2 separate regions of the Mus musculus genome follow, and region 2 is linked to region 1. Evidence: chromatin loops called from intact Hi-C (ENCODE). Cell type or tissue: left cerebral cortex. All regions are shown on one strand. Links, peaks and the distances in the headings refer to the core of each region. The heading gives the core; the rest is flanking DNA. Region 1 has its middle 120 kb from the start of 4933406G16Rik. Region 2 holds the start of 8430419K02Rik (a long non-coding RNA gene).

Region 1 (16,604 bases), core at 5,804-8,303:
GATCCATTCTACCTGAGAATCTTGCTCACATCAGGTCTGAAAGTGCTTATTCCAAGGACCTTTGGGAGAATGAAATGTCATGAGTACCTTTAAGTAAATTTTTCTAGAGTTCTTTATGTCACAAATTCTATACTTTTCCCTAACATGATCTGTACATTTTTGTCTGTCTGATTGTTTGTTTATACAAAGGACATAAGTTTCATAAGGAGCGATAAGAATCAGTGAGAAATATTCTTTAAGTATAAAATAATCCAGGAGTCAGTCCCATTTCTGTTATCTCTGTAGTTCTGGTTTCATGCATGAAAATGTTGGAATTAGGATGACTGGTTTCTCCCCTTACCTAGAAGAAAAATCTGTGTAACCAACTGAAATAAAAAACAAAAGCAAACAAACAAACAAAAAAACTTCACAAATGAATCTCCCAAAAGAGCTTTAGGAAATCTGGTCAATAGGCCCTTTCTCACAGTCTAAACTGGCACAGAGAAGAAATTAATTCAAGTTTGGAACCTGATTCCAAACAAAGAATATGTTTGAGGAATGAGGCGGGCGGGGGGGGGAGGGGGAGAGACAGAGACAGACAGACAGACAGACAGACAGACAGACAGAGAGACAGAGAGATAGAGACAGAGAGATAGAGAGGTAGAGAGAGAGAGAAAGGACATGAACAATGGAAGAACTTAAACACAATTATGTGTCTGCCAACAGTAATTATTCAAGTGTTTTCCATGTTCCTTATAATACTGAAGTATGCTTTGTACAACTACAGAGAACATTTTTTTTTATGAAAAAGAAGTTAGTTGGCCTGAAATTTATATTTATGTTGGAGGGCGCCCATTTGCAGGAATGTCATAGTTTTCTCTTTAAAATAATTTGTAATTATCCTTGCTTAGAGGAGAGAAGAAAACTAAGGAAACCAGTGACCACATTTCTTTTTAGATGTCATTACTATGTAGTTTTAGGGGGAAAGATTAGTTTAAGAACTTAGAAAATATATCAGCTTTTGAAAAATAGGATTTTTACAACAAGGAAAAATTTGTTATGAAGAAGTAGGGTGGTAATTTTGTTTCTTATTTGTTTAAAATTGAAAAATCAAGACATTATTCTTGGAGGATAAAAACCTGACATTTAAAATGTTTTGTTCATTCTAGTGCTTCTGAATTTTATGTAACTTGTGGCTGAAAAACTGTAGTGTAGATATAAATTCTGGCTTTCACACATAGATACATACACACATGTGCATACAGATGCCCCTTTTGCTCTGCTCTTAAATTATAATGACTTGAATAAATATCCATGGAGAAATGTATTACTTCTAGCTTTGAACGCATTCTGTTGCTTTACTGACTTGTGGTAATAAATATGCTTCTACAGGCCAGATTCACAGGAGCATTGGATCAGTCCCTCCTGAGAAGGTGCGTTATGTCACACTCCACTCAGTAGGCTATGAATTGAGCAATTAGCACACACAACCCTCAAAGCTGAGAAAGGCCATCTTATCAGAAACCCAGTGACAGGCATTATACAAGGGAACAGTAGAGTTGACCAGTGCACACACAGTCTAGTATGTGCACATACAGATGCACACACGGTCTAGTATGTGCACATACAGTTACATATGCACATACAGATGCACACACGGTCTAGTATGTGCAGTCTACTACAAGGCTGTGGTGGTCTGAATGTGCAAAGCCCATCACAGGCTTATAAACTAAACACTTGCTCTGTGTTCAGCTAGAGGGTGAGGTCTACTCAGAGGCTTTGTTCTGAGGGTCCAGATCTGAAGAGACCCCCATTCTATGTTCCATTCTTCCCTGCTTCCAGGCTGTGGTGAGGGGCATGGCCTCCTTCACCATTCCAGCCTATAGGAGTCACACATCCTTAGAATGAACCGTATAAATGGTGAGCCAAGAGAGACTCTTCCTACTCTTTCAGCTATTGCTCTTAAGTATTAATTAGCACGACATGAAAATAACTAGCAGGGTGGCAAATCACAGGAGTTTAAGATTGGCTGTGAGGGTGTTGAGTTCTAGCAGGCTTTAAGAGATATGGAGGCTATGATGAATTTGACCTTTGTCTTGGGAAGTGAAGGTGTGGTGCTGAGGGGAAGGAGGGACACCGCAGGCAGCGGTCTAAACAAAAGATGACCTAGATTAGTAAGGGAAGGCCACGTCCAGGCTGTCGAGTTCTTAAAACATAGCCTTCGTTTCTAGCCCAGGCTTCTCCAGCCCGACTTGCAGAGGTGTTTTAAGCATGCATGCACACTCACCTCCTGTCCCTCTGTAGCCACAAAGTTCATTTTCATCACCATGGATTTGCTCTGCCCAGGAAGAAAAACTTCCCGCCCTCCTCCACAATGAGGAGAAGGCTTGAGCTCACATCTTAACCTTCCCTTCCTGTTTTATATATGGCTTAGCTACAAACATGGCCACAGAGAAGCAGACATTGTCTAGTTCATTTCAAAGTGGCAAATGTATGGTTTTAGCAGGTATCTTTTGGAAATGTATTTTTCCACAGGATCACTTCCTTTTCCCCAAGCAGGAAGGCCCTCCCACTCCCTGCCCTTGCCCTGGCCCTACCCTTCCTCTTGTTCCTTTCTCTCCCTCTTCCCTTCCCTCTCTTTCAACTTCTCTCTGCTCCTTTCTTCCTCTCTCTCCTCCCCTTCCTTCTTTCTCCCTTTATTTTGAGCCACAAAATAAAGCTACAAGATACTTTCATATTTAATATTTGTATGACACAGATTTTAAAAATCAAATATTAGCTGGGTGTGGTGGCGCACACCTTTAATTCCAGTACTCAGGAGGCAGAGGCAGGCGGATTTCTGAGTTCGAGGCCAGCCTGGTCTACAAAGGGAGTTCCAGGACAGCCAGGGCTGTAACAGAGAAACCCTGTCTTGCAAAACAAAACAAACAAACAAAAAAAATCAAATATCATTGTCTTAAAACCCTAATTGCTCCGTGTTCTGTCCTTTCCTCTCTGCACTCCTCTGGGGGCCCAGGCTTGAGATTCCCATCTCTTTCAACACCAAGGCTTTGTCAAGGCAGCTATCAGTAGCCTCTGAGTCTCTTTTGGAGATAGAACCCTGATACTCATTCCCACAATGAGGTTATCTGCTATCTGCCAGGGTTGTTTTCCTGAATGGTATCTGATGAGACTCTCTTGCAGTAAGGAGCCCAGGGGTGGGGGTGGGGGTGGGGGTGGGATTGTGGGTAATTCATTAACTGTTGCTCTGCTTTCCATCACTCAACCTGGCCAAGATAGTATGTGATGCAGACAGTTTTTAAGTGTCAACAGAGACTGTGGGAGCTGGGTCTCTGTTTAGAGAAGTCACATTTACATTTTCTAACCTATCACTATCCCACAGGGCCCCACTGATTTCCGTTATATTGTCCTGCCCCATGCTAGAATCCAATGAGGCCCAGTGCATTCACATCCATTTCTTCTTTGTGGTTTATTCCAGATGCGTTATTCAAGTGAAAAGCCAAAGAAACAAACGTCCTTGGAATCTGGCCACCTCTGTGGATTTCTGACCCTGTGCTCAAATCTCTAATCTCCAAATTCTGAAGTAGCTTTGGAAGCTGGAAACAATACTATGTCGCTAGCTCTGAAGGAGACCACTCAGTGTCCCTACATAACAAAAGGAAGAGACTGCACCGACAAGCATTATTCTCATATTTTCCGTTCACATGGATAATTCCTGTCCCTTTATAAAATTAAGAATTACAACCTATTTCCCTTCAGATTTATGAACATCATGTGCCCAAATGTCTTCAGTTAAGATTTGACATGTTCCAAGATCCACTCAGCTAAAGTCACTTTGTCCTCAGTAAACAGTAAGGAAATTTTTAGCAGGTATCCAGGTCACCATCCTTCTACATCTAGCCTGAACTGGACTCCCACAGGCATCAGTCATTTTCCTTGACACTAGCCATGAGGCCCATCTTTTGACCTTCCCACACAGGACCTATCTGGAGGTCAGCAAGTGCATTCCTGTCTCAACCCTTCATAGAAAATCACTGCAGGCCCTTTCATCAAGTTAATTATAGGACCAAGAGTCTGAGGGGGTGGGGCAAGGCACCAGTTTACCCCCTACCCCCTACACACACACACACACACACACACACACACACACACCCCTCCCAGCTTTCTGGCATTCTCACATTTAAATCATCCCAGACAAATGAATAGCTAGCTCATTTTAAAAGACCTCTAGACGGGGGAGATTCCACAAGCTCACCCAGTCATTCACTCTGATGTTTAACAATCTCTGTTGAGAAATCGCTCCCCCTTTATCTCTGGTTGAAATCTCACTCACGTTGCACTCTAAGATGGTGTCATCTTGTTCTGTGTGGCACGCCTTCACAGTTAGGGCATCTTCAACTTCTCCTCTCCAAGGTAAGCAGTCCCAGCTCTCCACATAAGTCTTATTTTCTAACTTGTAATTATCTCTGCAACTTTGCACTGAATGTTGACCCAGGAGTTTCTGAAGGCATTGGTAATTATTTATACTATTGAACCAGCATTCCAAAGCTCTTTGCTCTCAGGTCCCTCTTTTAGATTCTTAAGAGTGAAGGAGCCCTAAAGGCATTCTGTTTGTTCGTTATATCTACAGATGCTACTAAGAATCAGTGGTGACAATATGCTGTCGACTCCAACAGCACCAGGATACACGTGGATCCTGCATGCACATGGCATCCTGACACCTTCCTTGTGTGCTCGTAAAAGAAAAGAAATAAGAAGACAAACGCTGTGCTCCTTGTACCAGCCAAGAGTCAAAGACTTTGAAGACTTCCTGTGTAGACTTGGTGATCCTCATAAAACTAAGGACTACACATTGAAATCTGTTGATTTGGGGGAGCATGGTTTTATTCTTGGAGTATATTAGTTTCTACAGACAGTTACCTTACTATAGTGTAGCCAAGATGAAATCACACCACTCTGAAGCAAGATGAAAATGCTGTTGACAAATTGTTTTTCAGTCAATCTTAGAAAAATAAGACAGACTAATTTGAGAATAATAAACTGATTTTTTCTTTTTTTCCATGATAATGCATGGAAGAAGAGGAAGTTATTGATGCAGGACTTCAGATGTGCATTCTCAATCACACACAAAGTCATCTCATTGATATGGGTACAAACAAGTTGTTTGTTGTGTAAAACTAGAAATAAAAAGCTGTAAATGACAAAGCCCCTTCAACACCTTGCTTTGTCCTGTTCCTTTGCACAGTGATCCAGGCAGGCCCCATGAGTGTCAGGTGCACCTGGGAAGGAGTGCTCCAATAGGAGTCATTCTTCTGGATCATTTGGAATCATCTCCATGGAAGAAGAAAGAGGAAACACAAGACAAAGACAAAACAATACTATCATGTGAGAGACCCAACACCAAGAATTCAGGCTTAAGGTAGTTACCTTTACTATGAGGGAATTCTTTCCAAGTAAACATTTATCTGGGCTGGGCACAAGGTACACATCTTTAACCTCTGAGCTCAAGAGGCAGAGGCAAGCAGAGCTCTGTGAATTCCACGCTGGTGAGGGATGCATTTTTTTAAAAATCCCATATTAGTATTCTTTTTTTTTTTAAGATTTATTTATTATTATATCTAAGTACACTGTAGCTGTTTTCAGACACACCAGAAGAGGGCATCAGATCTTTTTACGGATGGTTGTGAGCCACCATGTGGTTGCTGGGATTTGAACTCATGACCTTTGGAAGAGCAGTAAGTGCTCTTATTTTCAAGTTACTCCATATATTAAGCCATCTACTTTTTCCTTTATTGAAGTAAGTTTATGCTTTGATTACATTTTTTAAAAAGGCTAGCATAAACTTTATTTTATATCAGTTTTATTTTATAGCTCTAATTTGTTATTTAGTATCTAGAACACAAGAAAAATATCAATGTACTTTATTAGGAATTTTCTGGTACATATATATGTGTGTGTGTGTGTGTGTGTGTGTATATATATATAACCTTTAGTAATCTCTCTCTCTTCCTCTCTCTCTCTCTCTCTCTCTCTCTCTCTCTCTCTATATATATATATATATATATATATATATATATATACACACACACACACACACGTATACATCAAAATGTAGAGGAAATACTTCTTCAAAGGCTTATTTTTTGGGCTGGGTAAATAGTTCAATCAGTAAATGGCTTGACTTGCAAGAACCCGCATATCACTTTAGTCCCTAGAACTCTCTTAAGATACTAGGTAGCCTGCAAGCTTAGCATTTCAGCTTTGGGAAAGTAGAGACAGGATAATACCCGCCACTTCCTGGTAAGCTGGTCACTTCTAAGTGAGCTCCATGCCAGTGAGAGAGCCTATCTTGAAAGAGGTGAATGGCATTTCTGAGGATGACACCCGAGGTTTACATGCCTCTCACACTCATACACACACACACACACACACACACACACACACAGACACACTGGAGTACGCACACATGAATGCACACACTTGTACACATATCCATATGCATGTGTGCACATGTGTACACACAGACACGAACATGCACATACATATACACATGAATAAAAACAAATTAAGATAAATACATAAGCTCATTTTGTAAATGAACAAGGGACTTGAATAGATACTTCCCTCAAAAAAGAGAACCTATAGATGTCAGCAGTGCATGCAAAAGTGTTGGATGTTATTACTCACTGGGGAAATGCAGATTGCCTACTGAGATGGCTAAAGGAGAAACACAGATGATACCGAATGCAAACAATCGGGTCTTTCACACACTCTAGTAGCAAAGCCACTCTGAAAAGCAGTTCAATTGTATCTTTGTGTATTTCTCCCAAGAAGATGAAAGCTTTTGTTTATACAGAAGCCTTTACAAAGATGCTCACATCAACAGTTCTTGTAATAGCAAAAGACTGCTTGCAACACACAGGTCCTCTGATGATCAACATAATTTTACAGTGGGATGCTACCCAGAAGTAAAAAGGGCTAAATTGTTGAGGTAAGCTTGGGTAAATCTCAAGAGCTTTGTACTTAGCAGATCTGTCTCCAGGGGTTATGAACTGTGTAATTCTGTCCATATAACATTCTCAACATGGTACAATTACATGATGGAGAACAGATCAGCCTGGGATTGGATGAGGAGTGTTAATGAGGAGTAACTATGGGGACTTCTTTAGAGGGGTCAATCCCCTTTCTGAAAAAACCTTTGCATATAAAGACAGTGGCTGACAAAGATCTAAAATCTCTTGGAGGGAAGGGGTGGAGCCAAACATTGATCCCAGAGACTTCCCAAGAGACAGTGCCTGCTTTTCACAGTAGCTTTCATGATAGTTTCACAGAGTGCAGCCTCTCGCCGAATTGAGAGAGTCATATACGTGTACGCCATTATTCAGTAAGTTTAACCATCACTAGGGTAGTTACAATGAGATGCAGATGAAGAATTCCCAGGCTCCTCAGCCATCACTATATGGCACTTCCTTTGTAACACCTCTCAACTGGACTCCAGGTGGAGACGTGAAGGGAGAAAGAACACTGTTCAGAACAACTATCATTGCACAAGCCCACCTAGCCTAGACTTTTCTCACTGAGCCCTCACATGGGACCAGAGACTGCCTTACTCTACAAAGGAGCACACAGGTACAGTATTTTATGGTTCATTTTTTTATTGCTCTTGCATTTAAAAGTCATGCACCTCCTTTTTCAATATAAGCACACAACCCCTCTGCCAGATGTAAGTCACACGGTGTTTTATCTTGGTATTTCAATGCATGGTGAGATTTCCTCCTGTCATTGCCACATCCACCTTAATGTCCAGACAAACAGCTCCCAGAGATCTGGGTGGCCGCCAAGAAAGGGTGCATTCTCTTGTCTATTTAAAGTGCCCTTGTTATTCAAAAAGATTACATTCTATTAATAACAGATGCCTGGAATCTTCCTTCTGCAATATACTGTAATTAACAATGCAAATGTGAAATAAAATCTCATTATTTATCAGATAGACGTGAGCAGGTGATTATGTACTTAGAGGTCTAAAATGCATAATGAAAATGCACATAGCTAATTGTTTCTTAAGGCATATCCCCCTGGGCTCCAGAAAAGTTAAATATAAAGCTTGCCTGCCTCTCTCTTATTCTCTAATCTAGTGCTATGCATAGTCCCTCTTTTTCCCATTCCACTGATGCTTATCTTCAATAAGGTAAAATTTCTAGCATCAGGGCCAACTGAGGAAAGGTGTTAGAGACCATATACAAGTGATATATTTCTGTTTTTCCAAAATGCTTGTATAACTCAAGGAAATGAGACAGACCAGTTTTATTAACCATTTTGAAAAATTCTGTTTGAAGGGAAAGCACTCCTGGATGGAGCACTTGTATATCAAATTTCAAATGTAAGTAAGCTTTTATAGCCAAGCTGTAAAAATCGTCATTTACTATACAAATACTGCCAAATTTTTAACCATAACTTTGCTAAAGAGAGACTATTATAACCTACACAGATCATTGTCATGTAATATATTTACCGCAAGAAAGGTTGCTGCCTCTCAGGCTGGGCAAGTTGTTCCCTCAACTGAGGCTATGTCCTGTACAGAAAGCCTAACACATGGTCAGCCAAGGCAGATGGCTCTCTATGATGGCTGTTTTCTGTCACCTTGACAGAGCTGACGTCATTTGGGAAGAGAGAACCTCCACTTGGAAAATGTGCTCACCAGATCAGCCTGTGGGCAAGCTTGTGGTGCATTGTCTTGATTGGTGATGGATGTGGGAAGACCTAGCTCACTGAGGGCTGTGTGATCCTTGGGCTGTAAGAAAGCAGGTTGAGCAAGTCATGGAAGCAAGGCAGAGTTCCATTATGGCCTTCCCATCAGCTCCTGTCTCTTGGGTCCTGCCCTATTGGTGCACCTGTCCTGACATCCCTCAGTGACAGACTGTGACGTGCAAATGTGAGGCAGAGTGAGCCTTTTCTTCCTCTAGCTGCTCTTGATCACTGTGATCTCTCACAGCCATTGGAACCCTAATAAAACATGTTAGCATGGCAAAATGGCACACTCTGGGAATAAATTTATCAGGGGCCAGCTCCCCTTTCAATATTCTTTACCAAAAATACATAAAGATGCATTTCTCCCAGGATCCTGTATTACTCCCCTAGATGAGGCTCCTCTGTCTGATAGTGCTCTCAGTCTAAATCCTCAGATAAGAAGCCTCTCTCAGTTTTTCAACTTTGCAAATGCCCCAAATAAAGGAAGGGCATCTGCCTATGTCAGCCTGCGCACAGAGCTGATTGTCCTGGGGACCGGTGGCTGGTAAGACAGAATACCTTCCTCAGGCATTCCTGAAGCATCAGCAACACAGGAGTTGCAGCCCAGCCTCCTGCCTCAGTCTCTTGGTGCTCTGACCAAATTGGGGGGGGGGGTCTTGTCAAGGAAGAGATAAAATAGAGACAAACTCTTCTAAAAGCAGACAGTTCTATGCCAAAAACATGAAAGGCCTTTGAAGGTAGCCACATCTATAAGTTTGTGTGGCAAACCAAGAATCAGTAACACAGGAAAACACATCAAAGTCAGGTCAATGGAGAGATGTGTGGCCATTGTAATTGTGTTAGAAGCTATTTGGAGAAATACCTAGTTTACTTAATTTGAAGAATGCAGACCTAGATTGTGTTCTAGGCATCTGATAGTCTAGAGATTATTTTGCGACCAAGAAGTGTGAACACACTCATAGGGTTATGTGTTATTATTGTCACTTTGAAAGTCCTCAAAAGCAAGCATTTTGTCTTCAGTGACTGATACAATTTTGAGTTTACAAATGTCCTTAAGGGTATTTATCTTTTAACACTTATAAAACATGTCTGCCTTGTCAAAACTCAAGGGGGTTGGTGCGGGTAAGAAGGATGCCATAGACCCAAGGAGAGAACTGAATACTGTTGTTTAGCTAAATTGACATAGAGTCAAACTCCCCTCAAAACTGTCTTCTAAATATCTGTTTATACCTATAGCCAAAATGAGACTCTCAGCCCAAACCAGAGATCTCTCTCTCTCTCTCTCTCCAGTGAATGGTGGCTAATGAGACACGTGTGCCTATCTGAGAGGTTGAAAACAAGTGAGAGATGAACACTCAGCTCTAAATAAGACTTTTAAAGATGTCTCCTCTAAGGGACATCAGAGCAGATAACAAGAAGAAAAGCTGAGAAATGCCACCCTCTGGACAAGACACTGATCCACTAACTGCCATTCTAGTCACAACCTACACTATATACACTGAGTCCATACAAAGGTGAGCCCATCGACAGCCATGAGTGGAGGAAAGAGAGGCTCAGTACCTTGCTGCTGAATTGCTTGCTACTGATAAATTCAGGGAGAGGGAGAGCTAGTCAATATTTGCAGTTGTGTGCCCACTGGTCACCCATCAGGTTCCAATGGTGAATTCTGATCCAATGTTTCTACAAATGGCCCAGATTTAAACAAATGGGTCACAAAAATTAATACTAACATTAAATAAATATATGTTTAGGGACAACACACACACACACACACACACACACACACACACACTCCACATAATAAAAATGAGTCTTCAAAAATTCAACAAGAAAACAGGACGACCTGAGGTGCTCACTTTATTGTGACTCAGGTCACCTGTTCTGCTTGCAGTTTGCCCTGTGATGCAGGCAGAGGCAATGAGAACCACAGACCACTGTTCCACTGTCATGATGAGGCCATGGCTACACTCACCATCTTACTCCATCCTGAAGGTAGCAAGAACCAGCTCACCTGCAGCAGCAGCAAGATGTGCAAATGACATCTGGCCTCCTCTGGCCCCATGAACTAGGCCCTCAAGATCTAAGAAGCAGCAAGATGCCCTAAGGCACACCTGTGGGCACAGCTTCTCTCTCCTGGCCATGCAGTAGCATTCTTACTGCTTGCCTTGGGCACAAAACCTAGTTACCACAGGATTCAAGCACTGTCCTCCAAGAGAGAGTTCAAGAGCAGCTCATGTGTTTCCCACCCCAAAAAAGCAAGTCAGGCCAAGCCTCTGCTAGGATCAGTTGAGAATGAGCAAGCTGAGGTGGCATTCTGGAGGACTTTGTCATGGCTGCTGGGCTACTTCACTTTGCCTCTAATCACAGCAGCTCCCATTGGTGTCCCTGTCCTGATACATAGGGTCCTATGCCTGAGCCAGAACATTCTCAGGCAACCTCCAGGCTCTACCTGGCCCCACCCCAGTACACCCAGGGATTTGCAAGTTCACCTATCCTTCCCCTGCTTGGATGGCACTCATGGGTGGTCTTTGATGGCCAAATGTCCCCCATTCTCAGAATTTTTCATCTTCTACCTAATTCTTTGCTCCCCTTGATTTTGTGGAGAGAGGCGTGCCAGGGATCCAGTCAGATGCCTGAAGGACACAAGGAGACATTGGATGCATATGCCTATTTTTAAACTAGATTTTTAAAAGCCCACCTCAGAACTGCCCTTTAGTTGTTTCTGGACCTGGGCATTTAGCCTCCCAGCCTTGTTTTAGTGGGACACTGTCGCACCCACCTCGGCCGGCAAGGAAGACACAACACGGTTGGATTCTTCTCAACAGCCTTTACTGCAGGAATGCCTCGATGCTGCTACGGGGACTCTGGGAACCCAGGGAGGTCTGCTTATATACTCTCAGCCCCCCATCCACTCACGGCAGGCCACGCCACCTCATCAGGCATGTAGCTTCAGCCAATCAGGGCAGCAGGGGGATGTCTCCACCAAATATGGACTTTTTTACACCGCCAGCATCATGGTGCACCTGCAGCTCTCACGATGGTTGTGGCTTATTTTCAGGTGTATGAGGAAGTCAGGTGCAAGTCATAAGACTTAGCTGCAGTCCCGGGCGCCATCTTGGGACTGCTGCCACACCTGCTCCTCACAGGACACTCTGCCTCTTGCCAATTTATCCCAGTTCCAGATTATAGCATTCCTTGGACCATATCTAGCAGTCTTTAGATCCTGATTCCTCAGTGTTCCGCTTAGTGGCACTGACATTAACTAAGATAATCCCCCGTGCCAGGGCACTCTGGAGTGACCTTCCCTTTCACTGTGTCATGATTGTTACTTTGGATAATGTTGAGGTGCCCTCCACTTTTTAGTTCCTGTATTCTAAACATTGGTAGAAGTAAGCACTATGATACAAAAAGTAACTCTTTAAAATCCACCATTAGGAAAATATAAGGGAATTTCTGTAATTATTGTAGTTGCTCTCCATTACTCTCTCAGATTGAGACACTGGAGGAAAGTAACAACAGGAACACCCTAGCATTTTCCTAGTTCTCTCCTAAGGATGTGTTTGCATGCCAAGCCACCATTCTTAACTTCTCCATGTTCTGGAGATTATCATCAGCTTGGGTGGAGCCTGTGATCCAGTGTCTGGCTCTTTCTTAACACAGGTTCAATGTCTGCAAGCCCCACTGTCGGCAAGCCCCAGCCTCACACTCAGAGGTAACTTCAGTCTGACTTGGATCAAATGACCTTTTCAATTGTTACTAATTGGAGAGGGAACAAAATCTCTTTCTAAATGAAACACATTTATGCACTCACACAGACACACAGACACAGATACACACACACAGAAAGACATACACAAGCAGACAAATTCAGACACACAGACACTCTTGTGCACACAGACACACAGAGTCTCACCCCCACAACCCATGCACCCAGACACATACACAGATCTTACACACATAGACACACACAGATACACACAGACCCACACATACAAGTATACACATAAATGCAAACAGACACACACAGACATGCACAGACACAGACAGAGAGATCTCCACAGAGACACATACTGACCATATACACATGTGCACACAGACATATGCAGACACACACATACCCAACAGAGAGATACATAAATACATGTGTGTGCACACACAAACAAACACAGATACAAACACATGCACAGAAGGAGAGACACACACACACACATGCACACAGACACACAGAGACCACACACACATGTATATACACACAGAGAGATACGTACACATAGATACACATGTGCACAGAGAGACACACATGGGTACTCAGACACACATAAAGGCCATATACATAGATACAACAGACACATACACATAGACATACATGCATACACACACACACATACATATACTACTATATAAGTTGTAAACTGATGGAAACACTCTATGTGTCTATTTTCCAGGTGGGAAACATTTAAAAAACAGATTTTTATAATAAAGAATTTGAAGTCTTGATTCCTATGCAAGAAACAAATCAAGACTCTGGCAATTTAGAAATCTAGGCATTTTGTAGGCTGGAGAAATGTGGCTAGGAATTATCAGTCTAAAGTACTTAATATGTTTAATAATGTTGTAGACTTTTTAAAAACATTGGTTTCATAGAAGACATCTTGCCAATCTCGCACATCTGCCTCCATTGCCTACAGATGCAGTTCCCCACCTTGAAAATCAAAACCAGGTTCCTCCAAGGATCTGAGGGTAAATTTTCCTCAGAGTGTATGGTTTGTGATTAAAATTTTCTCAAAGACCTGGGATATTCCATTCTTTTATATTTTCAAGTAAAGTGTTAAGGCTTCTTGAACCTTCACATGATCTAACATGTCTATGATCTAACACCCCCAGACCATAAGACCTAGCAGACAAACTTGAATAAAAATAAAATGCTATTTACATAAAAACCAATGGAGTAGAACTCCAGATTTAAGAGGAAACCACAGAGTAGAGAGGTTTGCTATTGGAGAGATCAATGTCTGCTCAAACTCTGACAAAACATGATCAGAATCACAAAATTGGAGACATTTCAAAGGCAAGAATAGTGGTTAAAGTTGAATAATGTGTGACCCAAACAAATGATGCAACAGAATAAAGTGAGAGCCCTGGAGGTGTCACTGTGGTCCCATCGTGGTCTTCTCCCAACGAGCAAAAGTGAAGAAGTGTGGACCGGCACCATTATGATGGAGAGTCAAGAGTAGATTCTAAGGGCCAGGCCTCTTCTGTGTGTCAGGATTACTGCAGGGGCTGCCATTGGGATGGAACTTAAATCCCAACAGACAGTGAACCTACCGGTTGTCTGTCTATTCCCCTGCCTCCAGAAGTGTGAACAGTTTTTGCTATTTATGTATTGGCATGTCTTGTGAACTCTATTACACCAATGACCATGGGATAAGACAATTGCTATTTAGCTAATTGAACAAACAGTGTGTGATGTGGGAAGGCAGGTACACATGTCTGTATGAAGTCAGAAAAGGACGATGGCTATTCTGGTATCTCTCTCCTCACCTTTGATACATGGTCTCTCATTGGGTCTAGAACTAGGCTGGCAGCCAGCAAGTTGAGTGATCCACCTGCCTCCACAGCAAGTATGAAACCAAAGTCAGCCTTTTCCAGGGATGCTCAGTATTTGAAATTTGGTCCTCATGTTTATGCTGTAAACTCTTGTCCACCGAGACTCAAGGAGACTCCTTGACCCCCTACCTTATTTCTTGGTGTATTTAAGTCAAGTCTTGGCCATAAAGTAGGAAATGTAGGAAGCCTTAATAAAACGGTCATGTCATCCCTGGAACAGTGACTTGTCCTCCAAAAGCTCTGGGAAAGAATGGATACCAGGCTGGTGAAGTGAAAATGCAGAGACTTTGCTCAAAAGTGGAGAATTTCAAGATGGCAGCAGCCCATTAATCAGCAGGAGCCTGCTGTGACTGCACAGTTCTAGCAGCTTTTGAAGCCGGTCTAGCCTCTAGCACCTTAGTGCGTAGACACAGAGTAAACTTACCTATTATGTTAAGGACCTCAAGCTGTTTATCGAATGCGTGCACACACACACACACACACACACCACTGCTTCTTTTAAGACATATGGCTATACAGGAAACATATCCCTGTATTTAGCCAAAGGTTCTGTCTTCACCTGTACTTGTGAAGCAGCGAGTTTAAGCTATTTACAAGTCTTCCTTGAAAAATGAGGAGAGTAACAATTTGGAGGTCATTCTAGCTTTGTTTGCTTTGAAACTTCTTTATTCTGGGACAATAAAAGAAGTGTTTACTATTCAAATGCATTTTGAAGTCCCCTGTGGGTGCTGATGTGTAAGGTGTAGCTTCCTCAACACACAGGTACAAACCAATGGTGGTTGTACAGTGTGACGGCTCTCCTGCCTGCAGCTGCAGTCAGGTGCATGTTTTAGAGCACATTGTCATTTACTAATGGACGTTGGTGACAAGTGCATGAAGGTACCCCATATCATTCTGTTTGTATGTATGCTTAAACATTTTCATAATAGAACTCAATTTAACGGAAAAACTAAAGCTGATAGAGTATAGTGCATGTGTCCTGCCTGATTCCCCCATAGATGTATCTAATCAAGAAAAACACAATAGTAGAATAATTCCTGCCACACAGCAGGGAGCTCTCAAAATCATGACTCTGCTGAACAATCAGATGTGCAAATGGCCAGTCCTCCCTTCACAGGGACCAGCATTGGCAAGGCAAGAACAACGCTGAGTTCTGTTTGTCATTGGCAAATACTACCTGGGGGTCTAAATGGAATGTAAGAATAAACAAACATATAAAAAGCAAACAAATAGATGAAAGAGAAAGAAGAGAGGAGGAAGGGGGGGGAAAAGAGCAAGGAGCACCCCACTATTCCTCACAGGCTCCCACGGTTGAAGGGTCTGGCTAGGACACACTTCACATGCTCATAGACAGGCATGTCTGTGGGTTGGAGCTGGGCAGTAGGAAGGTTCTGAATGAGCATCAAGATAGCCTCCAAGTGGCCTTGGAATCTTCTTTTCAGTTGTATTGTTTATGGTTTGTTGTTGCGTGTTGACTTTTAACTACCCTGCTTTATTGCTCCAGGAACAGGTGGGCCACACTACCAGCCCCACCCATAGAATATTGTATCTGAGGATGAAAAATACAGACACACAAATGTAGCTCCATTTTAACCTGCTTTATTGGCTTAATTGCCAGGTGCTTCTAATCTCCTGTTAGGCTAGCGCACCCTTCCCAACACTCTTAGCTCAGCACCTCTTAATCTGCTCTTAGCTTAGTGTTCCTGTTACCTTCTCCTTGTTCAACAATCCAAAACTGCCCTCAGCTTAGTTGTGTTTCTAATCTCCTGCCTGAGGAGCGGCCTATGGCTGCTCTGCCTGAGATCTCACCTGGCTGATCACCTTTCTCCTTTCCTCCTCCTCCTCCTCCTCTCCCTCCTCCTCCTCCTCCTCTTCTTCCTCTTCTTCTCTTACTCCTCTTTCTTATTCCTGTATCTCTTAGCGTCTAGTGGGGTCTGGAAGTCCTGCTTCTTTCCTTCCTCCCAGCAATTGGTCCCTGGCATCTTTATTGATCGATCAATAACCAATTGGAGAACAGGACCTTAGAATCAAAACCACTCCCTACAGTTTGTAAAATATAAATGGCAAGAGTATACTACAGTTTTATACTGTACTTTATTCATGTGTATATTTTAATACACTGAGGATCTCACTCTGTATTATTGCCATCTACTGCAAGAAGTTGAGCAATGGTCTGATGTAGGTTATTGCCAAGGCTTTTGGTTACTCTTAACCTGATGGTAAGGCCCTATGGCTGAAGACACAACTTACTTGTGTCACCATACATGCAG
Region 2 (16,604 bases), core at 6,017-8,516, 310 kb after region 1:
GTAAAGTTCAAAGACATTCAGTGAGGTAGAGCTTTTGTGTGCTTTAATAACCCAAGGCAGCTCACTTCTGAAACAGCTTTTCATGTACAGTTAAAACACAGGATTTGGTTAGTGATATAAATACACGGCTCTTATTCTCATGCCTCGCTCATTAGTATCTGTCTTCTGGTGCTCGCAGTTTAAAAAAAAAATAACACCTTTTCGTGTTTGTTTGTTTTTCAGTCATGAGCCCTAGGATTTGTTTTGTATTATAACATGGTAGCAAAGGCAGCGACCAAATTATACCTGGGGTGATGCTGCAGGGTTGAACCCTGCCTCTGAAATACCACTCTGCTCTCAGCTCCATCAAAGCTCTGTTGGCACCACACTGGGCCCATACCCAGTTAGTCAGGTTCCAGTGTCTTCTTTTCTTAAAATGCCCATGATGGAACCAGCAGACAAACCTCCCCACCATGAATTTCGTGGCTAGCCTGTTCCTTGAACACAGATAACACTTGAAACTGTAGTCTCCCAGGTATATAGAACTGGCCTGAGAGAAAGAATTAACTTTGGTTAAAAAAAAAAAACAAAACAACAACAATAACAACAACAAAAAAAAACCACATGTAATCTGCTTGGTATGTTCTCTGTGCCCCCTCCCCTCTCCTAGCTCTCTCCCCTCCCCCGTTATTAAGAAGTTGTGCTGTGTACTTTTGTAGTCAGCCAAGGGACACCTTATAACCCTGATGGACAGCCAATGGGAGGTTTTGTAATGGACGGTCAGCAGCACATGGGCATCAGAGCGCCAGGTAAGACTTTTTTTTTTTTTGGTATGGTACTTTTTCACGTTTAACTCCAGAAGTGTTACCCTCCCCAAGTCCCTGTCAGGGCAGGTAAAGAAGTCCACCCTCTGCTTTCTCCAGCTGCCTGCCTCGCCTTGCCTACCATCTGTGCATCTAAGACCTCAAAGGGGAAGCCAGGACCTTTATGTGTGCAATATCTTACTGCCTCTCAGCCACCTAGAACCTGTGGTTTTTTTAAAGGGTCTTTTGGCACTATCTGTTGACTTTGCTCATCTTCTGGCCTCTTCTTGGATTTTTATCTCCCTTCTAGGACCTATGAGTGGAATGGGCATGAATATGGGCATGGAGGGGCAGTGGCACTACATGTAACCTTCATCTAGTTAACCAATCGAAAGCCAGGGGGAAGTAAGTACAAACGGGGCCTTTGTCTTCACTTTGTCCTAGGAACATTCTCCTTCTGCGTCCTCTCATGTTCTCCTTGCCCATAGCTTCATGCTTCTTTCTTCCTTTCCATTAAAGCCTTATTTCTTGCTCCTTTCATTTTTTTTCTCTCGTTGGTTTTGATCAAGGTTTTAGGCTGATAAATTCTGTGTATGATATACATTTATCCTGTGTGTTGCTATTGTACAGTACTGACCACATGACAAAACAAGAAACAGTCAGGAGGTGGGGGAGTGGGTTGTCATAGCAACAGACTGATTTGCAAAATGTAAGCAGTCTGCAGCAGTGCAAGGAGAGGAAAGAGCATGTCCCCAAAGTGCCATAAATCTGTCTAACCGCAGTTGATGCATGAGTTACATTTCTACACTAACCTGCAAGACACCAAAAAGCCAAACAGAGAACTTCTTTTAGGTAAAATAAACACAGCTTTACTTAGGGTAAGTAAAGGCATATTTTGAGCTTCAGACAACTAAACTTTGATTTTTTTTTCCCTTAGTTTGTTCCTTTGTCTGTCCATCATAATGGGATTACGTGTGGCAATGGAAAAAGGGAGAATACAAAATAGAGGTGTGCACAGCAGGCTTCAGGGCTTAGCCCAGGCTAATTGACTATATCCAAATTAAGTATGCCATCACTTGCAGTGTGACAAATGGATTTGACTTATTCAGTATACAAAAATAGAGATCATTAATGCAATCTTCAGTGGCAGGCCTAGTGCAGTGAGCCTAGGAAAACTGTCCCAGATTCTCACTCTGTCATTTTCTCTCCTAAAAGGACACCCCAGAAATTTGAGTTCAAACAAGCAAAACTGTTTTGAACTCCAAAGCCCTAGTTCATTTCCTAAATTGCCCTTAACAGCATCTCTCTAGCGTTCCTTTTTGGAATTAAGAGCCATGATTTCAGAGTCTTGGATGTGCCCCTGATTATATTAACACACTATTTAAAATTCTTGCTGAGGCCAAGGGTAACACATGCTGGTCTTCTTCTGTGGGTGGGAGTCCAATATAAGTTTAACAATTCACTCTGAAAGCATTCCATTGAGCTTGGAAATCAACAGTCTTATTACCTCATCATGGAATTCTCTAGCTTAGTTAATTTAAATATTGTTTCTTAGTTTCTGGGTCAATTAAATTTAAATGATGTATTTTATGCTTCGTGACCAATTAAATTAATAGGTTATTACAAAAAATATTATCATCTTTTTTGATTAAAGAGCTGTGGGTACAGTATATTTTATAAGCAATTTTCATTAGTTTAAAAATGTTCCTTTAGGCTAGATTAAGCAGCCATTCATTGCCAGAGCCTGGAGACCTTATTCGAAGGTGTTCATCGCATTCACAGTGTGCTATTACTTAGAACTAAAGCCAATTGAACATACTTAGCAATGGCGTTCTGCCTTTCACCCTTGATGATGATGGAGCTTATGGCTCTCAGAAACAATACGCCCGTCACTTTCCATCAACTAGAGCAATCCATGCAGAAGACAAGAGGCCCCTCAAAGCAAGAGGAGTATTGTTTTAGGTCCAATTTTTCTTATTGTTCTCAAAATCATTGTAAGGTAGACAGAGTTCTGTGAAGCCTTTCTTCCCCTCCAGCTCTAAGAGGCCATGTGGAAGGAATTTATTGATAACTGTTTTGATCCCCCCCTCCAAAGGTACAGGATTTGCTAAGTAATCATTGTCACTGAGCTTGCCTTGTTCTGCTTCGTGTGAAATGTTTAGTGACCAGAGCTCTCGATAGAACAAAAATGCTTCTTTAAATCAGAAACCAATGTGTTTTTGTTTAAAACTAGACTTGGTAGGACTGGTCCAATGGCCCTGCAAGGGAAACAGTTCTGATTCCAGCTTGACATCCTTATCCTTTTATCTTCTTCCACATGAATCAAAATAATGTCTCACAAGGCCCCAGTCCCTTCCTTCATCACAATGTTCCCTGGCTTTCATAGGATTGCCATAGTCAGAACCACACTGTTGCCTTTCTGTAATTTTTTGTTTTTTTTTTTTTGTTTCTTTCTTTTGAATTTCTACAGGGCTGCAAAGTATGCCAGGGGAGTATGTAGCCCGGGGTGGCCCAATGGGTGTGAGTATGGGACAGCCGAGTTATACCCAAGCCCAGATGCCCCCCCATCCTGCTCAGCTGCGTCATGGGCCCCCCATGCATACGTACATTCCTGGACACCCTCACCACCCCGCAGTGATGATGCATGGAGGACAGCCCCACCCTGGAATGCCAATGTCAGCCTCAAGCCCCTCGGTTCTTAACACAGGAGACCCGACAATGAGTGCACAAGTCATGGACATTCACGCTCAGTAGCTTAAGGGAATATGCGTTGTCTACAATGGTGACTGATCTCGAATCAGGTCTTTTCCTGCAAGGACTATGGAGTTCCATTCTTGACATCTACTTTGGACCAAGGAGCATCCCTAGTTCTTCATAGGGACTCTTAAAATGCAGGAGAACCATCCGAAGTCAACTCGGGGGACATGCAAAAATAACTATATAAGACATTAAAAGAACAAAGAGTGAAATATTGTAAATGCTATTATACTGTTATCCATATTACGTTGTTTCTTATAGATTTTTTAAAAAAAATGTGAAATTTTTCCACACTATGTGTGTTGTTTCCATAGCTGTTCACTTCCTCCAGAAGCCTCCTTACATTAAAAAGCCTTACAGTTATCCTGCAAGGGACAGGAAGGTCTGATTTGCAGGATTTTTAGAGCATTAAAATAACTATCAGGCAGAAGAATCTTTCTTCTTGCCTAGGATTTCAGCCATGTGCGTGCGCTCTCTCTCTCTCTCTCTCTCTCTCTCTCTCTCTCTCTCTCTCTCTCTCTCTCTCTCTTCTCCTCCCTCTCCCTCTTTCTAGCCTGGGGCTTGAATTTGCATGTCTAATTCATTTACTCACCATATTTGAATTGGCCTGAACAGATGTAAATCGGGAAGGATGGGAAAAACTGCAGTCACCAACAATGATTAATCAGCTGTTGCAGGCAGTGTCTTAAGGAGACTGGTAGGAGGAGGCATGGAAACCCAAAGGCCGTGTGTGTTTAGAAGCCTAACTGTCACATCAAGCATCATCGTCCCCATGCAACAACAACCATCACCTTATACATCACTTCCTGTTTTATGCAGCTCAAAAAACATAGACTGAAGATTTATTTTTTAATATGTTGACTTTGTTTCTCAGCAAAGCATTGGTCATGTGTGTATTTTTCCATAGTCCCACCTTGGAGCATTTATGTAGACATTGTAAATAAATTTTGTGCAAAAAGGACTGGAAAGATGAACTGTATTATTGCATTTATTTTGTTTTTTTTTTTGTGAAAGTAGCAGATTAGTGCAAGGTGGCATGCATATAAGGTTAACTGAGTGGGGTACGCTAATTATACTTTTTGTTGTGGATAAAAAATGCTTGTCAATAGCCTTTTTCTATCAAGAAAACAAGGAGCTAATTATTAATAACAGTCATGGCACACTGTGTCCTATCTTAGCATTTAAAAGTATGCAAACTCCAGGTCCAGCTTCAGTCATTGAGTGCAGTCATGACGTCAGACTCCAGAATGAAAAGGTTATTTTTTGTCATTCTGACTTTACTGCTTACAAGATGTGTCCCTCAAACTTTTAATGATTAGTACAGCATTTTTAATGATAACAAACAATTAGCTCCCTGGGCCATATGTATTTGAAAATTGTAACCACTGAGTAAATTATTTAACAATAACTACTGGATTAAGATGACTTAACGAATTGGTAATACCAACAAAATTAAGGGTTAAAGTCACTAAGCTAGCTGTAGCCTCAGACTTCATTCAGTATTAGTCGCCTACATGATCAGTAAAATCCTGCTGTGACAGAGCTGAAGCCCACAGTCAGCCTTTTGCCAGGGATGTTATCTAGGGCCAGCAGTACATGTTTATTAAGAAATTAACTATATAAAATTGAAGAGACCAGACTTCAAAATCTAATTTTTATAAATATGCTCTATGTTCTCATTGGATAAAACTGGTTATTAACCAATTTTCCAGAACAGCTGTACAGAATTTCTGCATGGCAGCCAGCTAAATGGTTCAAAATAACATGTTTAAGCTGCAATAGCTTATAATTTCACTTAAATAAAATCGCTGCTCTAAAAAGTGCTTCATAAAGCTAAGGGAAATATCCAAATATTTTAATGAAGGCAAATTAATTTTTTAAGAAAACAGCCTTTTGGTTGCTTTGGGAACAAAGGATGAGTCAGAAGCCTTAAACTCTAGCCTGACATTCAGACCCTTGTCACCTTATAAACTGCCCACAGCAATCCTGTTTTCTATTTGGAAAGAGAAACCAGCTGTGGGTTGGCTCTACTCAGTAATGGTAATGGTGAGTCACTGCCTCACCTGCAGGAGCAGAGGTGTGCACTCTCACCTTTTGTTTATGGGGCCTTGTTTCTGACACGTGGGTGTGCAGAAGAGAGAGGGGGTGGGGGAGGGAGGGAGAAGAGAGAGAGAGAGAGAGAGAGAGAGAGAGAGAGAGAGAGAGAGAGAGAGAGAGAGAGAGAGAGAGAGAGAGAGAGAGAGAGAGAGAGAGAGAGAGAGAACGTGAGAGAGGTTGCAGCCTGGTCTCAGAGCTGTTGCCCACCTCGCCCTGCTCGCCCCCCCAAAGATGGGACTGTTTAACTTTCCTATTTTGGCCCCGAGACAATTCTACGACTGCATAAGAGTCCATATTAGTGAAATCATTTTCTTTGATGGGTGGTTAGTTGCAGTTAACAACCATTTATTTACTTTTAAAAATAATAATAAACTTTATAAACTAACCGTCCTTTTACTTCTGCCTCCCCAGTACAAGCCCGGTGAGTCAGCCTTTATTATCCTGGAGGCTCTAGCCTAGTTGGGGTAGGAGGGGGCGGGGTGGGGAGAAAGCCGGGGAGGGGGGAGGAGGGGGAAAGGAGAGGGTGGTGAAAAGAACAGGGGGAGAGGCTGGGGGTGGAGGGGAAGAGTGAGCGCAAGCAAAGGGGGGCTGGGGAATGTGGAGATTAAAAAGAATCATGATCATTAATGTCTAGGAATTAGAAAAAAATAAAGCAAGCTTTTGTGCCATGGTTTCCCCCCTCGGAGTGAGGATTGTGCGAGCCTTGCTCCTCAGGTCTCTCTGTTCCTGCCCCTGACACCCTCCCGTTTAATTCTGTTTTAGCTTTTCCTCTTGTAAATTTCAGAGCCAGCTTTGAGGTTATTGACGACACTTATCGGAAGGAGGAAAATAATAGAGGTGTGGAGAGTGGTTTTGATGTTTCTTAAAGGACAAAAACAAAACGCCCTCCCCTAAACAGGGCACACAATTATACAGGCTTCTTTTTTGGGGGTGGGGGTGGGGGGGTGGGGGGAGTCCGCTGGCTGAATGAGACTAGTATGACTAAGTTTCTTTTACAAAAAATTTAAAAATGTTACCCGATCATATTTAATCAAATGTAATTATAACACATTCAAAATGAATAATATGCCTTGGAAGTATTTTTATTGTTATTGTTCATTGCACGATGTTCGACTGCTTTAGAAGCACAGGAAAGAAGCAAACGCGCTACAAATGGGGAATTACCCTCGTTTAGCATTAAAATTCATTTAGATAAAATTGCCACAAACATTTAAATGGGAAGATTAGTTCCCCCTCACGCCTTATTGCACTCGCTCAATGGTTCCGTTAAGAACATTTTACACGTTGGAAATTCCGTCTTCTCAGACGGCTTGCTGTTTCCTAGTTACACACATTCAAAGCAAAGGCTGCAGCCACGGCAGCCGCAGCAGCGGCAGCAGGGGGAAAAAGTTTGGCAACTGGTCTGCAATTCATCCGCTGCGCCCCTAGTTTCCCTCCACCCTCCCCAGTTCCCCCCCATTAACAGCCCCCCCCCCCGACTTATGTGTTCGAAGAGCCCGGCCTCGAGGAGCCAAGGTTGGTTGTACAGTATTGACAATATTAAACTACAAAGAAATGGAAAGAAGCCGGTGGGTCCCTCTCTGCGTCTCCCGCTTTTGTACGAGGCTGAGGGTTGAGTGCAAATGTGCCGAGTCGCCCGCACCCCGACCCCAGGGCCGCCGGGCGCGCCGCCGTGGCCCGAGACGTCTCCAGGAAATTCGCCACTGCTCTCGCTAGCGCGGTGGTGGAAACGTGTTAAAGGCTCAGCTTGCAAAGTCCTGGCACCGTCCAGTCCCTCCTGGCCCTCTTCTCGCCCCACCCCTCCCCCCGCCGCTCCCCCCCCCCCCCAGCCCCTCACCCCTGTCCTTTCTTTTGAGCCGCAGGAAAAGAGGAAAGTCGTCTTCTACTGCCACCTTTTGGGGATTTGGAAAAACGACGCAGTAGGAGACCGGAGGGAGGCGGAGCGCGGCAGTGTGTTTTGAGGGGGCGGGGGGGAGGGGGGGGGAAGAAACCCCCTTATGATCATGCGTCGGAACTGGCGCCCTTAATCTGATGCTTAAATATTTGATGTGGAAAAATTACCCATAAAATTAGTTACTAACAATTTCAAATTGAAATCACTTATCGAATTATAAGCGCATTAAAGCTGTATGGATGGTATTAGGAGTTCCTTTGGAGGCTGTCTCCTCTCGGGGAACCCGGCCCACGAGTTTTACCGCGGGGAGAGGCGTGCTAGGTGGAGCCCTGGGGAGACCAAACGACAAGGACAGCAGTTGGGGTGCCGGGTCCTAGCGGGCCTAGAGAAGATGGATCTGGGTATGGGGATCGCATTCCGGGCAGAAGCGCATACTGAGTAACTCCAGGGACAAAGTCCGAACGTTGTGAAAGGGGAAAACTGCTCTTTTACGCTGGAATTCCGAGCCTTCAGTGATGCTTTCAGCTCCCCCTGTGTAGGCGGGAGGGGGGTGTTGGGGGTGGGCTGAGAGGAGTTTTGAGATGTCTCTAATGAGACCGCCGCGGCCGGCTCACCCAGCTCCAGCCGCGTCTCAGACTCCCTTTAGTTTCCCTCTGCACGACATCGGGGCTGGGGCTGGGGCTGGAGCTGGTACGTGGGCGGGTGGGTCTCAGTTGTGATCCCACACTACTCCGAGGTACTCGGGGTCTGCAGAAGAGTCCTATGCTTGCCCCCATCCCCACCTCCGCCATCTGAAAGTCAAAGTTAAGAAGAATTAACTGTCTCGGTAGCCTGGGTGTCCATGAGTTAGCGCAAAAGCATATTCAAAGACTTCTTCGGCTCACTCTGGGCTCCGTCAATTGGAACCCCTCAGAGTGGTTTGTAGTTGCCAGAATGCTTTCACAGGACTTTTCCAGACGGAGCCCCGGCTTCCGAATCCCAGGGCGCTCATGGGAGCATGTCGGTGAGAGCTTGGGCCCTGGAGGCTGCCTTGAACAGTCAGGCTGGGCAAGAGGGTGAGCTTCCAGAGTGTATAGCACTCCGGTAGAATGGAGAAGAATAGTGTCACAGTGTGTTGGGCAGAAGCTCCTTCAAGTTTCCTTAAAAGTCCTAGAAACTTCCCCCACTTTGGATCCCACAGGCCCTCGGCCCTTGGGAAGGCAGTTAAAGCAGAAATTGGTGATATAGGTTCTCAACGGGTGTTTGGACCGTAAGCAGGGAGGTGTGGGTTTGTGTGTGGGGCGCCCAGTTTGAGTCATCATTTTTCCTGGTCTCTTCTGTGCTACCCAGCACCCCCTGGCCCTTTGGCAAACCATACCATCAAGGGTAGACGCAGCATTAGAGGCTAAGAGCTCTCTGGTTGGGGGAAAAGATCTGGGCGGGAGAGTTGGGGGTCTTCCTGGGAGACTGAAGCCAAGAAATAATGGGAAGGGTAGGGTTCTCTTTCACATCGAACCAGCCTCCCGCCGCCCCCCCAAAAAGTTTAAAACATTCTCTTCCAAGGCGGAACTGAAAGAAAACACAAACAATATATTGGGCAATCCGCTAGACGTTTGCGTTGTAGAGTCTTTGCCCTAAAAATGATACCCTAGGGTTTTAATAGGGAGATGGGAGGCACTTTTAGGGGCTTGGTTTAGCTGGTGAAGAAGTAACTCCTGTGCTGCTCACGCGCTCAGTCCACCTCAGGGAATTCCGACTCTGAAACTCTGGATTTAGTTTTAATCCAGTCTTCCTTTGATCAACTGTATAATTCCTAGCCCTGACCACCTCTACCCCACACTGTGTTCATTAGGACCAGTGACTTTATTCTCTGGGAGGAAAACTACTCCCAGGTCCTAGCCCATTAGGAAAGCAGAGAGTAGAGTCACCTGCTTCATACACCTACGGGTCCTCTCCCCGGCGTCGTTTTTCTGGCTTGGCACCCTAGCTTCAGGCAGAGTGTACCGGAGAGTTCAGGATCCCACTGTCTGCTTTCTCTGGGTTGGAGACATGACTGAAAGACAGGATGGCCAACTCTCTGGCTCCCCTTCTCTCCTCCCTTTCTTGCTTTTCTGCCTAGGCCTCCCTCACACCTCAGCACTTTTCTCTTCCACCACCCTAAAAGTGACAGGTTCTCCGAATTCACCTGAAGACCCGAGGCTCTAACCTCTCCCAGTCCCCGCAGGCATTGGGGGTGGGGGTGGGGGTGAGCGGCGAGCGCCGAAATCGCTGCAAAACCCTTCTGCCAACCTCACCCACTTTTCTGGATTTGAGTAGGTGACTGCGCATAGAGATCCCCCTTGAAGACGTTGTTGAGCATGGTCTAGGCTTTCAAAGAGCCGGATTCCTCCCTTTCGGGAGATCGAGGGTCACTGATAACGTCACCTCTAAAAAACCTAGGAAGGCAGCAAAGACCCCAAGTAACCGGCTCCTACCACTGCTGCCTCCCGGCTCAGAGCAGAGACCAGACACTAGCAAAGTCCCTTTTCTGGCAGATCCGTGAGGCGCCACTGTGCCCCTGGAGACTCAGTTTCTTCTGGGGGGTGCGGGGAGGGAGGTGGGTGGGTGGTAAACAGCGTGTGCAAATCAAATCCGATTTTTGAGACGTGCATTTTCAGGTGTTCTAAAATGCGAATGGCAAGGTTTGTGTGCCCGTCTAGTGGGGGTGGACTAAGGGGAGGAGTCTCCCACTGCTTGCTTCAGTCTTTAATGTCTGAAATAACGAAATGTCTGTGTGGCAGCTGCTGCTAGAGCCAAAACTAACTCTTTGGAAGACGGAAAAGAGTGAAAGGCAAAGAAAGACTGTTCATTTTATTTTTTCCTTTGGTGCCTTTTGGGATGTCATCTGTTTCCTTGGCGACTGTGTTCAGCCCCCGGAGCCCCTGGGCTCCAGGATTGTTAGGGGGGGAAGCATGCTATTTCTGCACCGTCATTTATCACTGTCACAGCATAATGATTCCCCTTGCAGCCCCTTATTGATGTTTGTAATTGCATTATCTCATAAAGGAAGATGATCAATGAAACCAAGCCGTGCATTCTGGGGTCAGAGGAAGCCAAAGTACTGTTTGTCCCCTTTAATACAACAAGTACTCATTATCTTTAGGTCTGCATTCGAAAAATGATCTGATCTGGGGCTGACCCTGCCGGACATCCCAACACTTTCTAAAACGCGGTTTGTGTAACCTTTTGCTTAAATGCTAAATCAAGTACCTGTCTTGCATTTCAACGAAAGGAATGCTGAAAGAGAATGAGAAAAGCATCTCTTCCTTTTTTTCCCCCTCTCCGCCTGTATTTTGTTTTGTTTTTCCCCGGGGCGGGAGACGCATGATCTTCCCCAAGACCCGTGAGATTTTCCACTGTAACTCCTAAGAGCTGTACTGTAGGAAAGGCCCCATCAAAAAGGGATCTAATGAATGAGAGGAATTGGGAGTGAAGGGAAGCGAAGCCGCCAGAAGCTTCGAACAAGGTCGGTATAAAAAGTGCAGAATAAAACCACATCCGGTTTAATTAATAAGAGCAATAAACTGAAATAATTCCCCATGATTCTGTGCTTGCTTCTGCCTTTTACAGAGCTACAACTCTCCTCTTTAGATAAATGATGTGTGTGTCTGTTTGATTCTCAACAGTAACCAAATCAGTGGCATACTCTGTTTCCAAACCCACCTACAAACTTTAGCAAATAAAAAAGTTCATTTGTCCATTAAGGCAGTATTTAGTTGAGTAGCAATGTCCCACTAATACTGAATGGAGTACATGTAATCCCATGAAAATCAAGTCATCTCGTTGTACTGGAGTAAATAAAAAAAAATACAAAGGAGAAAAGATCCAAGTGTAATTTCAAACTAAATGCATTATTGGGCTGTCAGAGTGAAAACCTGATTGTTTGGGGTGGAAAGGAGAATATCAACTCAGCTCACATTTAACTTAAAGGTTCGAGGAAGGAGGTGTGAGCTCTAGATTTGGTTGTTCTTGTAATTTGTAGGAAGAGGAGAGGCTTAGACAACTCTAAATCGTTTAACGACAGAGTTAAGGGGAAAAAAGCTTATTCTTAAGCATTTCTATGCTGAAATGGAGTGCCCTCTCTTATGTTAATAAGATCACCAAAATAAATAAATAAATAACTAGGAAGGGAGGGAGGGAGAAAATAGGAAAAGAACAGAAAGAATAAATGTTTTCTTTTTTTTTTAAAGTGGTAAAACTCTAAATTAAGAAGTTAATGTTCTAAATGAAAAACCAAAATGGAAAACTTTCAGCATAGTTAACAAAAAGAATACTTAAAGTTTGTTTGAATAACCTGACACCTTGACATACAAGCTTACACTGAATGATCATAAAACAGAGAGATAAGATATCCCTTCGTGGAAAAAATATAACATTATTAAGCTAAAAAAGTTTTAATGTATTGTCCACCAAATTTTTCTTCCCAAGAAGAAACATTTATAAAATATTACCCAGAAATTGTCCAGGTACTTTGAAATGGGGTTCTGTGTTATTTATATATTCTGGCATTTTCCTGCCTTGAAAATGCTCACACTGAAATGGATGCGGAAGCCACACATATCTTTAGAATAAATTGTGCATTGTTAACATAAAATATTAAAGGAAAATAAACTTTGGGCTGTGGAGAGAGGATTTTTAGCACAAATACTTTGATTTTCAAAACACACAAGTGAAACCTCTTGGTTTTTAAACAATTGTTTCAAGGGTTTCTCTTTCTGGGTTGGGCATGTGGCATTATGCACATTTTCTATGTTTAATATTTAGTGTTATAGCTCACGGTTAAAATAATGAAAAATTAGTCTCGTTTCAGAAATTATTTATTTATGGACTGAACATGATTAAAACATAAACACACAAACTGCAGCTGCAACAGAAAAACCTTGATTTACGGTTATTAAATCTTTGGTGGCCGCGTTAATGTTTCTTTTTCTACCTTTCATTTGCATTTTAATCTATCGAATCTTTACAATTTTGCTGCTTCCTATTTCAATGATTGATTACAGATCTGATATAAGGGAGAGAGACACACAAAACAAGGTTAGCTTTTCTTCTTCCTTTCCGCGCTTTCTTTTTCTCCACCCCCCTCCCCCGCCCCCCCTTCCCCAGGCTGAATTTCGGAAACTTTCTCTCAATGCTAATGTAGACAGAACAAATTAATTCTGCTCTTTTAAATGTCAGGGGTATAAATAAAAAATGTTTTCTACCCCAAACGTGAATATTTTCCCAGACGATTTTCGAGTTCTAAAAGATCACCCCAGCAAAACGCAATTAACAAGGATGGACACATCACACCACACACACACACACACACACACACACACACACACACACACACACACACACACACACACACACACACACACAGAACCTGGATTAAAGAAAGGTGAGAAGTTCACCATCTTTTCAGTCTCTCTCTCTCTCTCTCTCTCTCTCTCTCTCTCTCTCTCTCTCTCTCTCTCTCTCTCTCTCTCTCTCTTTCTCTCTCCCTCTCTCTCTCCATGGGTTCTGTTTTTATCAGTGATCTAAGTCTCACACATAGGAACCTTGTTAGGTGGGGGGTTAGCTGTTTGAACCTGCTGCTGTCGAGGGACCTACAGTGTTGAGACAAAAGGGAAAGTCACGCAGGTTCGTCTCCTTTCTTTCCTCCCCATGCGGTAACTGTCCATTTGCCTCTAATCTCCCGCTCCCGCACCCTCCTCACAGGACACCCCAGCTCCGAGGGACGCTCGAAGTCCTTTCCTCCCGGTGCGCGTCACTTTTGGAGCTGCAGGGAGAACAAGTATGATTGTGCTTTGAAAAAGCGCCGGCGGGTCGGTGGCTCAGCTCCTTGCCCCCAGGGTGGAGGGCTCCTGGGGCTATTCGGGGCTCGGGCGAGGACTGGACTTGGCCTCACGCGCGGCGGCGAGTAGCTGCTAGGTCTGCGACCGAGAAACCAGCACGAGTTCCCAGGGAGCTCAGGTGTGAACGCAGCCAGCAGTCGAGGGGAACGCCCCTCCTATGCCCTGTGTCTCCCCCCCCCCCACCCCACTTCCCGCCCAAGCCTAGGTGCAGGACTAGGGGTGTCGCGGGTGCCGGGGAAGCGCGGTGTGGCGAGGTCCGATTTCCCAGGACTGCCCAGGCTGCCGGCGTTCGTGTCCACGCGTGGCGCACTGTGCCTGCGTGGAGCGCCAGCCAGAAAGTGGAAAGAGTGGGATCCCCAAGATCAGCCACCCCATACGGGAGAATTACTCTGGGCAAACTCCCCTTTTGCCTGGTACTGTATTTGCTCGCTGCGACCGAACTTGAGTGCATCCTTCCTCCCAGAGCCCCCATGGGTGGCTGCGACCCGGGGAGGGCGGGGATGTCTCCTTAATGGGACGCACAACGTAATTAAAATAAGAGAGGGGAAAAGAAAAGGATATTTGATCCGGCCTGGCCGACTCTTTGTGCTGAAGCAGATTAAGCAGCCGGGAATAGGAAAAACAGCAAGTCTTAGACAGGAAAAATTATTGTGTTCACGAAATATAAAAATGATCCGAGAGAGCTTCACCCTCAAGGGGTGAAGATAGATCCTTGTAAAAGAGTGAAAAGACAAGACTGGAAGATTTAAAGGGAAGGAAGCGACAGATTATTAAGAAAGTAATAGTAAGGTGTCCCACACAGTACAGTTTTATTGTTGGGTAGTAACTACCCGACTTATTTATTGCTGGGGCCATATAATAGAGGTAATGACCGCAAACTCAAGATAAATTCTTAGGCGCCCCGCCGGTCAATTCTTTTTTATTTAGGGGAGAGAGCCTGAAAGGTGAGCGTCGTCGCCTCCCCTCCTAGAAGATCCGTCTTGCTTTCTACTGCATTATAAGCATGACATGCAAATAAATAAACGCCGCCGGCTTTGCGTGGGGAGGCCTGCAGGATTTATTCTAGACGAAGGAGGAACATACACGGAATATGAATTTCCGCAGGAGCTTCGGAGTGATTCCTTCTCGCTTGCTTTCCGCCGCCCTCTGCTCTTGGTTTCCCTCCCTTCCCGTGGGAGCAGAGAGTCCCCAGATAAAAACATTAATATGTCATGTCTCAACTCCTTATTCCTTGACATATATGTCTGGGAGGAATAGGGGGTATTGCAGAATGCAAAGTGGGTCCCCAAAGCAGGATGCTTAGAGGGATTGAGTTTGACAAAAGAGAAGGTGGCTCGTAATTACAATGTACAGTGGAAGGAAATGGTATCAGGAGTATGCTGGTGTCATTTTGAAATATTCAAAATGGTCCGGAAGTTTGCAGTCCTGAATGTGGGGCAGGCCTTCATCAGCTGCATCTCTCTAAGGGAGTCTCCTGACTCTTTGGGACTTGCTCATCCTCCTTGGATTCTTTTCCCTGAATCCAGTCAAATACTCCTAAGGGAAGGCCTTAGCCGCTGAGCTCAGGTACCTCCTGCCTCGAGGTGCTTTTTCATCTGTTGTCCTTTAAAACAGGCTCCTTCCCAGGTGGTTTGGCTCCCACCGGTGCCTGTCAGGAACCAGGAAGAGCACCATCTTGCTTAGATGCAGTTAACAGTCCTCCGCTCCGCTCCTATTCTTTTTTCCTTCCTCATTTGGGGAGGGGTGTAATATTCAGACATATAGTGTTTCAACCTCGCAATAACCACCCACATTCAGAACTTACTTTGATCTATGTTTGGCCTGTGGGGATGAAAATATACCTGACAATGAATTGGGGGTGGAAAAAAAAACCCTCAGAGAAAATGTGTGTGTGGGGGGGCGGGGGGGGGAGGGGGGGAGGGGGCACTCCCTGGAGGTCCTAAGGAAGGTGCGCCCGAAGCAAGCTCAGCACCACAGACAACCTCAACCCTTAGCTGGAGGAGGAAAAGGGGACAGAGGGAGAGATGCAGGCAGCAGGCTGCTCCTGTAACTTTGTAGGCTGTGTAAGGGATGTTGTTCAGGGGCAGAAAGCTAGGACAGTTCTCTTTTACAGTATTGCAGTCATTCTAACACAACTTTACCTTTGAGTTCCCCTGATTTCCAAAAGCTCATAAATTATTATCTTCAGAGCCTTCAATATTTCTTTGCGTATTTTGTAAGTGGATTGCGGAGGCCATTTATGAAGCAAAATGACACAACTTTTAATCTTTTGAACATGAAAGTATATCCAGTCAAGTTTCCTTCTCAAAATAACGAAAAATAACAAAAAAAGAAATTAAGCTGATTACATGAAAAAGTAACAAGTGTTTTGCTCTCAGCCTGGCCAGTCGCCTGTTCACTTCAAAGGATGATAAACTAATGGTTTCCAGAGTTTACAAGTAATTAAGCTATTACTTGGGGGGGGGGTGATTTATGTAACAGCTCTATTCACAGAACTTTCTACAGAGGCTAGCCTGAGAAAAATCTTCAGAGACACAGATTTTAATAATTAACGATGAAAACTATTTTCATTTAAAAAACATTGGAAGAAGTAAGGTGATACAGGTTTTCTATGTCATACACGGAAGTCATTGGGGGAAGTAAGAGGAAAATGAAGATACAATAGTCTCTCTAAAATATCAGAAAGAGAGCTAAGCTTTTCAAAAGTTGGATTTTAAACCTTAATTCACATTAATTCATCTAAATGTCAGAGACATAAGATATATGTCTATACTTTTAGAATTCTAGAAAAGAAAAATAAAACTCCAAAGAATTTTATCCTTTATAGGTCTGCTTTTGGTATCTGGGTAACAAGAAACGAGTTTTACAAAATAAGTGAATTATTTGATCACACATTAAGATAAAGAGAATGTTTAAAAACTGTTTGAAAAAAATCACTGCAAGCCTGTTATTGTTAAAGTAATTAGGTTTCCACAAATTAAGAGCGAAACAATATTCACTTCAAAATAAGGACTTTAAAAAGAAATGGTATATTTTGTAAAGTTGAGTAAAATGTATGGCACTTTTACAGGTACTTGTAATATATCTAATAACTTATGATTTTACCTTTAATTCTGTGTGTTTGCCTTGCTGTGTAGACCAGGGTGGTCTGGAACTTGTGGCAATCCTGTCTTCTGTTTCCTGAAGGCAGGAATTATAGGTGCGCAATCCCACAGC

The links. Peaks named below come from ENCODE experiments on the same cell type or tissue, not always from the same donor. Only the 100,000 strongest peaks of a DNase experiment are listed, where the experiment ranks them.
Region 2: a loop joins it to region 1, with 2.4 times the contacts of the local background. A loop is called at or near these places in 4 of 42 quality-filtered maps.

Annotation. Positions count from the first base shown.
Region 1 is chr11:19,181,145-19,197,748 of GRCm38, reverse strand. No RefSeq gene overlaps it. Among named protein-coding and RNA genes, the nearest start is that of 4933406G16Rik, 120 kb to the right of the region's middle. In left cerebral cortex, for the core only: no CTCF peak of the experiment used is centred there; a DNase peak (open chromatin) is centred at 6,788.
Region 2 is chr11:18,868,571-18,885,174 of GRCm38, reverse strand. 8430419K02Rik (a long non-coding RNA gene) reads left to right here and starts at 7,565. Exons shown (of 4, transcript XR_003949854.1): 1 at 7,565-13,173; 2 at 16,526-16,604. Meis1 (Meis homeobox 1) reads left to right here. Exons shown (of 12, transcript NM_010789.3): 11 at 699-788; 12 at 3,253-4,747. The coding sequence ends at 3,536. In left cerebral cortex, for the core only: a CTCF peak has its summit at 7,546 (motif pointing left); DNase peaks (open chromatin) are centred at 6,909, 7,393 and 7,841; H3K4me3 peaks cover 886 bases.